Linked DNA regions of Homo sapiens: region 2 is linked to region 1. A link is an interaction called in ENCODE POLR2A ChIA-PET data of the cell type or tissue named here. Cell type or tissue: GM12878. All regions are shown on one strand.

Region 1 (4,000 bases):
AGGTCTCTGTGCAAATGGATATTCCTTCCTCTACAAGCACCTGAATTTCATCTATTTCAGCACTTATGGGCACTGCAGAAGTGTCTATGAAGTACAGTACCTATTTGCTTTATACCTTGCAAAAGTACTTCTTGAAGATGCTATCATTCTGCTTTCCCAAAGGAAAGCTGACTCCAGTCAATCCTGTCTCATTTATACTTTCAACATCAATTAGCATTAAGGGGACATACACAGAAACCACCACTCCACCCAAAAAAAAGACTGACAACCCTTTTCCAGGCTGCACTACACCAATAAAACTGTCATTCAGTAAGTCAATCCCATAAGTCCCTCTCTACTACATACACTGTCAGGAAGCCATCAGCATTACCTGTATCTACTTTGGCTGTCATTTATGGCTCTGCTGGATGAGCCTCACCATCTGGAACACCATGGCTCCATCTTTCTAAATTAAACAGCTCAGCTGGCTTACCTCTTTCTCATCTTTCATATTATATAGCGGTGGGTTTTTCAGAGTAATAGGCACTAATACAATGAGAGGGACAACATAGTCATAGCACAAAGCTCAGGCTCAGTGAATGTCAAATACGGTCAAAAGGACCTTAAAGGTCATCTAGTCCAATTCTTTCTTTTCACTTGTGAGAATTCAGAGGTGCCCAATGTCACTATCTAAGGTCATACAGAATGTGCGTAACCTAACTTCAGGCTAGTACTCTTTCTACTCTATAAAATTTAAAGTTGCCTCTCAGGAAAGAATGCTTAAATTGGAATCCACCTCCTATAGAACACGGTAATTGTCATTCCTCTATAGCAACAATGAAACATCCACTTCAAATGAGATGAGATACTGAAAAACTTCAAGTTCTGTCTGTCCAAATGTCAAAAAATGAATTTGTGTTGATAGACACAATCTACTAGCATATTAGGCTCAGACAGAGTGCAAAATCCCAAGGAAGGAAGTAGTTTAATATTGTTCCAGTGGCAAAGATTTTTAGGATAGTGAGATGAAAGAAATGTCCCGAAGTTGTCCTCAAGCTTTGAGAGAGAATAAAATGGTGGAATGGTTAGAACACAGAGCAAGCATTTGATTCTTTATAAAGAAATTATCTGATTTGCAAAGAAATAAGACAACTGCTTCAATTATAGCACTAGGCTAAAATATCCAAGTGCTTTTGGGACTTTCTTGTAAAATTTTATTCAGAGGGGGGGTTTTCCTTGTCATTTAGTTTTTGCAGCACACACACTCCATATTTAATCCACTATCTGCCTACAACCTAGTACTTAGCTATTATTCACATTCTCATGTGGGCATATACCCAACTTCTTACTCCATCAAACACTGGAATAAACGTTAATATATTAGGAAATTAGAAAAACGAAATGAACAGGAGGGAAAGCAAGTACATTTTCACACAAAGTACAGGATACAGCTGTGATCTGTCAAGCTTACAAGACTGTCTCCTTAGCTAACAGCAAAGCTACAGGACTATCTTCTCAGCTGAACAGGAAGTCGCAGTCTAAAAAACATAAATGTTCCCAAGCCTCAACTCTATTCCCTTCACTTCACATTTCTAGCATGCATTAACCCTTTGACCAAGCCTGTGTAATACACCCATTCAAGTAGCCTTGACGAGGTGTCAGCAAGTCTATGGATGACAAGTACTTTGAGAGTCCACAGAATAACCTTTCATCATGATGTCCCTAAATAAAAAGCCATGTGGGACTAATGTGTTTGGTTGTACTCTTCAGAATAAACAGGTTGTAGCAAGAAAGACAAAACCAACTTTGGCCTTTGAGAAATTCATACTTGTATGAATGATCTTTATTTATTTTTTATTTTTTTTGAGACAGAGTCTCGCTCTGTCACCCAGGCTGGAATGCAGTGGCACCATCTTGGCTCACTGCAACCTCCGCCTCCTGGGTTCAAGCGATCCTTCTGCCTCAGCCTCCCGAGTAGCTGGGACTACAGGCGCAAGCCACCACGCCCGGCTAATTTTTGTATTTTTGGTAGAGATGGGGTGTCTCTATATGGTGATAGTGGCCAGGCTGTTCTCGAACTCCTGACCTCGTGATCTGCCTGCCTTGGCTTCCCCAAGTGCTGGGATTACAGACACCTGCACCCGGCCTATTTATTTATGAGACAGAGTCTTGCTCACTTTGTCACCCAGGCTGGAGTGCAGCAGCGCGCACTCAGCTCACTGCAACCTCTGCCTCCCGGGTTCAAGCAATTCTCCTGCGTCAGCCTCCTGAGTAGCTGGGATTACAGGCATGCGCCACCACGCCCAGCTAATTTTTGTATTTTTAGTTTAGACAGGACTTCACCATTTTGGCCAGGCAGGCCTCAAACTCCTGACTTCAAGTGATTCAACTGCCTCAGCCTCCTAAAGTGCTGGGATTACAGGCATGAGCCACTGTACCCGGCCTGTATGGGTGATCTTTAGTTTTCCATTTCTGAAAGTGTTTCCATGGTACCAACATATAATTTAAAAAAATAGAATTTCCTTTATCTTTCATAGGATCCTGTGTCAGCTAACAGACAAGGCACCTAACCCAGGCCCAAGGTAATGGAGGTGAAAAGAGAGCACTTCACAATGGATCTAATGTAATTTTTAAGTGATTTATAAATTAAATGTCACTTATAAACTATAATTTTAAAAGATGAGAGTCAAGGAAAGAAGGAAGACAGTGTTGTAGGCACTGGGAAAACTTTTGCAACCAATGATAATTTAACAGTAATATGACAGATCCTTCCTACAGTTCCACTTTAGAATGGATTTGTGATACTGAAAAGAATCATGAGCTAGATACTTAGATGCTGATTAGAGGTGCCCAGGTACATCAGCAGATCATATTCCAAATGATAGTTCAACATACATAAAAGGCTCAATACAAAGGAAATAGTGATATCCTCAAATGGTGTGTTTAGAAAAGAGAGGAGGTGGTGAGCATTTTTTCCCCAAGAAAATGCTATAGAATTATTTTCAAATTAATACTCCTTTCAATGTCTTGATTTCCCAGCTTACCCTTTACATCAGAGGAGAGCACAGCACTGTTGCCACAGTCCTCACAAAGTACTATCACCGTGGGTATGATACACAAAGAATGGAGCTAACTCTCAAACAGGAAGTCACCATCTCGTCAATCAGATGGTACACATTAGAAATGAAAAGATCAGCAATATGTAGAAAGCAATAAAGAACATGTAGAATCGAGAGAAGGAATTCTGAGATCTTGCCCTTTTTCACAGGCGGCTCCACAGTTTATCAACAGCTGGGAAATTTCCTGTTCACAGGAAAAGGATGACTTCTTAGTTCACGTTAAAGTGGAAATGACAAAAACTGACTGCATCACACAGAAAAAAAGGTGTTTCCTGAAAAAAGGAGAGACAGAGTGCTGCCTTTATTTGCAAAAGAAATCTCCCTCCTCAAAAAATACACCACAAAAACCCAAAGTACAAAGGAAAAGCAAAATAGCATGCATATGGCAAGCCAAAAAAAAAAAAAATCTTCAGGAGATAAAGGAGAAAATAACTAAATCAAAGAAATATTTCATGGTAAGAGTTAGCTTCAGTGGGAAAATCATTTTGTCCCTGTGGGTTATTTTAAATGCAAATATGCATAAGGGAAATGATAGCATATTTCCACTTGATATTCATGCAAAGATTTTTATCTATAATTTTTGAAAATGATTATCTAGCATCAGCTTTTCTACATACATACACAAAAGAATCCATACTTCATCACTAACTTATCATTAGCTCCTATGGATTATTTCAAAGAATCACTGCTTGGTTTATTCTTTAAATTACAGTGATTCTTAAAAAGTATATTCTTTCATTGCAACAAAAAATATTTGTTGGGTGCCTACTGTTTACCATTTTACATGCTGGGGTCTCAGTGGAGAACAAGCTTCCTGCCTTCCTGGAGTTTTGCCTAGTTTTGTTTTATTGACTAGAGCAGTGGTTTTCAAACTTTACTGCAAATTAGAATCAGATGAAGAG
Region 2 (4,000 bases), 310 kb before region 1:
CATCTGTGAAACTGGGAATAGCTAACCTCTCCATGCCGTGAGCTGTGCAGTTCCCACAAAATCATGTATATGGTGGGATTTTGAAAAAAATAAGATCCCCTCAGATAGAAGGTCCTCATGAGACCACAGAATGTTAGCTGGAAAGAAAGGAGCTGGCTGTGGTGCCAGGATGCAGCTGGAAGAAGCGCAGCATTTTACACAGAGGCAAAGTGAGGTGCCCCGACCAGCAACCAGGAATACCACCCTCACCCCTAACTATGAGCCACTTCTCAGATGTCATAACCAATCCTCATGACCACCTTCTCCCTCGGCCATCGTTGTTCAGTCTATTAGTTTCTTCTTTGGACACTACATATAAGCCAGGCCTCTGAGTCTTCAGAATGTGATCTCTTTGCCTTTGAGAGGCAAACAGCCGGCTGGGCACGGTGGCTCGCACCTGTAATCCCAGCACTCTGGGAGGCCAAGACAGGTGGATCATGAGGTCAGGAGATCGAGACCATCCTGGCTAACATGGTGAAACCCCATCTCTACTAAAAAAAATACAAAAAAAATTACCCGGGTGTGGTGGCCGACGCCTGTAGTCCCAGCCATTCGGGAGGCTGAAGCAGGAGAATGGCGTGAACCCGGGAGGCGGAGCTTGCAGTGAGCCGAGATGGCGCCACTGCACTCCAGCCTGGGTGACTGAGCAAGACTCCGTCTCCAAAAAAAAAAAAAAAAAAAAAAAAAAAAAAAAGAGGCAAACAGCCTAGGGGCAGAGATAAATGAGTAATTCTTTCAGTAACAGCCAAGTGTGATGGCTTATGGAACACAGGCAAGGTGAAAGCATTCTGATGCTATAGAGGTGGGAAAAGGAGTCTTTGTTTATTCATTTATTCAACAAGTATGCCGTGAGAGACCATTATGTGCTTGGTACTGTGTTTGGTGCAAAAGATTTACAATGAACAATGCAGACAGCCTCTTATTTCATAGAATCCACAGTCTAACCTGTGCCTCCACTACCCTAACTAGGAATCTGCACCCTACTAGGAAAGTCCATGGAATGCCTTCTCCTTTATTAAACCTGCTCTGACTCCCCTAGGCCACAGTGGTCATTTTAAACTTCTGAAGGTGTGATAGTCCAAGTCCTCTGAGAAGCAGTCACAAAGACAGGAATAAATATGCAAGGATTTTACTAGGGGAAATGTCTATGTGAGGGGGAAAAAAAAAAAAGGAGAGGGAACCAAAAAGAATGGGAGCCATCAGGCCTCCACAAAAGTCTGACTCCAAGTGAAGAACAGAGGAAGAAAAGGTTGGGTGAAAGCATCCTAGACCGTCATGCAGTTTAAAGAAGCTTTGGCAAAGCTGTTGAGGAGTCCTCAGGCAAGGCCAGCTGTCAGAGGAGTTGGTTGTCTCCCAGGAAGGGGCCTGCCCGAGTAACCCTGCTATGCTCAGTCACTGGCTGGGAGCAGCCTATGGGAAATGTGGCCTCAGCATCGATGGATTTCAGAACACAGCAGGTGAGGCCCATAGTTAATTACACTTCCTATAGCTGAAGGCCTGTGAGGCTTATTCTCACTGGCTTCCCAAATGATTTGGACTCCACAGATTACACCTTCAATTTGATGCCTAAATAAAGATTGTTTTCTGCACCTGCAAACTATGTTGGGTGTATCTTGACCTTTCAACTGGCCTGAGGGCCAGTCAAGGGCAAGGGTGCCATCATAATCCTTCATCCAGCCACCTGTCTATTGATCCATCCATTTTTGTTTTCTGGATATATTTACATGAGCACCAACTGTCCTAGGCACTAAGGGTACAGAAGTGAACCAGATGACCCTTGAAGAGCTTGCAGCCTAGAGAGGAAAGAGGGATTTAATAATGAATCACACACTAAACAGGGAGTTTCTAGGTAAAAGTCAAGTGAGTTTCTATTTCCCCTTCACACCACTTATGCTTCTCCCCACACCAGCAGGGGCTTTTTTCTGAAAGGGCAGCTATCTCCAGGGGACAGCGCCTGCCCTGTGGACGTGAGTCAGCCCAGGGTCGGGAAGAACGCTCAGCCCTGTGGACTGATAGCAATAACACAGCCCCTGGATTCTCCCAGGGAACTGCTTCACACCATTTCCCTGAGACACAGAGGGAACAAGAAAGAAAAACACCAACTGCAACTTTTCTTCAAGGAGAAACACCTTCATCGCTTCCTCCATGACAACTGTCAGCCCAAGGAGCATCCCTGAGCTGTTTCCTCCCTCGGGGGCTTATCAGTATGCTCCACGAAATGCAGAAAAACCCAGTTGCTTTTCTTGAATGTCTTTCAAGAGTGGTCTCCTCTTTCTCCCCATAGAGAAGTATAATTTAAAATATGCTGAATGAATGTTGAACTGGAGACCAAGAGAAGGGAGGCAAATCAGGCAGCAATGAGGATTATAATTTTTCCTCCTCACTAAGTCAGCTCTGAGCTAAGTACATTCCATGCAGACTCTCAGTTGATTCCCGTCACAGAACAGCCCAGTTAGCCTATTCTACAGAAGAAGAAACTGACGCTAGAGATAAAAAGAACTTGCTAAAAGCCACACCACTAGTAAGTAGTGGAGGTGAGACCTGACCCCCAAAACTTTTTGCCCCCAGAGCCTGTGCTCTGAACCACCAACCAAACTGCCCAGGCTTCTGTTGGTGGTTTCTCTTGCAACTTGGCAGGTGAAGTGTGACCTCAGCCATTGGTGAGGAGTTGTAATCAGGGTGCAGAATCTGGACAGGGCCTCCTTGCCCACTGCCATGTGTAGCTGCTGGTCAGTTGGTCTTCACAGACAGCATATCCTCTGTGTTCACAGCTATGGCACCAATGGCAGAATTGGTGTGTTGATACTAACAGAAGTTGTTGTAAGTCACACTCCTCTGCAGTTATGTACAGGGCAAATATGATTCCAAAACCCACAGAAAGCTATTACCTCATTTTATCTTAAAGTCTTAGGAGCTAGAGAATCACCGTCACCACTGTACCAAAAGGGATGCTGAGGTACAGATGGTTTGGCTGACTTGCCCAAGGCTACATAATTTATAGGGCTCTGTAGCTGGTTTTAGTGAGTTCCTTCCTTCTCTCCTGCAGAAACTCAATGCTCTCTTCTTTTGCCTTTTTTCAAAAAAATTTATTTGCAAAAAACTGGAAGTTCAGTAATTCTAAAGTGTTCACGATGATTATGATAACTACTAATTACTTACTGCTTCTGTTATAAGCTACAAAATATTAAGTGCTTCTCATTTGCTGGCATGGTGTCAACATGCACTGCGTTAAGAGTTTAATGTTACCTCGTCCAAGGATGTGTGGAGTTAAATGGGGTTCAAAGTCTGTGAGGGCCAAAGTGCTCCAATGGTAGAATTCCAGGCGTCAGATGGGGCAGGTGCTTTTAAGCCATGGGGTCATCATCTTCTGTAACTATATCCAGGTCTTATAGCTTAGACTCTACTGGATAGACCCTCAGGAGAAATGTGAAGGAGGCTTTTGAGAAAACTTGGCAGGGTCTGGCTGTCAAACAGTAATTGTTAGTGGCCTCTGTAAGGTAACCCACCTTCCTGGGTTGCTTTAGCTTCTGCCCTGTCCTGTGGCCTTTCCTGATGCCCTAATCCTTGGATGAATAGTCCCTTCTAGAGCCACCAGCCTTGGCAGCCCTGGGTCATCTGCCACGCTCCACCTCCCAGCCGGGTCCTGGGAAGCTGAGGAGGAGACGGAGGTGTGAGAACAGCAAGAAAAAAGTCTAGCCAGGCTAGACCCAGGCTAGGCCCTAGTGGTTCCCTTTGTCTCAGGGCAGCCCAGGCCTAAGATGCCAGGGCTTGGGGAGGCCTTGGATGCCAACAGCCCCATGCCAAGAGCTTCATCTTCCTCACGGAAGGTTCCTGGCTTTAGTCCAGGCTCTGCCCAGCCCACTCCTATTCCTTCAGGCTCTGAGTTCAACGGTGATACTATTCACAAGCAGACTTCTGTTTTCTTGTGAAAGTTAAAAAAGATACCAAGCTGTCAAAAAGA

The links. ChIA-PET counts read pairs that join two places held together with the same protein. Peaks named below come from ENCODE experiments on the same cell type or tissue, not always from the same donor. Only the 100,000 strongest peaks of a DNase experiment are listed, where the experiment ranks them.
Region 2: POLR2A ChIA-PET joins it to region 1 with 8 read pairs; 1 of 35 experiments calls an interaction of 5 or more read pairs at or near these places.

Annotation. Positions count from the first base shown.
Region 1 is chr10:110,057,613-110,061,612 of GRCh38, reverse strand. All of the region lies in intron 1 of ADD3 (adducin 3), which reads right to left. Among named protein-coding and RNA genes, the nearest start is that of ADD3-AS1, 51 kb to the right of the region's middle. RefSeq lists enhancers at 1,428-1,537, 1,588-1,647. In GM12878, no CTCF peak of the experiment used is centred here; a DNase peak (open chromatin) is centred at 1,566; H3K4me3 peaks cover 768 bases; H3K27ac peaks cover 651 bases.
Region 2 is chr10:110,366,149-110,370,148 of GRCh38, reverse strand. No RefSeq gene overlaps it. Among named protein-coding and RNA genes, the nearest start is that of SMNDC1, 63 kb to the right of the region's middle. In GM12878, no CTCF peak of the experiment used is centred here; a DNase peak (open chromatin) is centred at 1,861.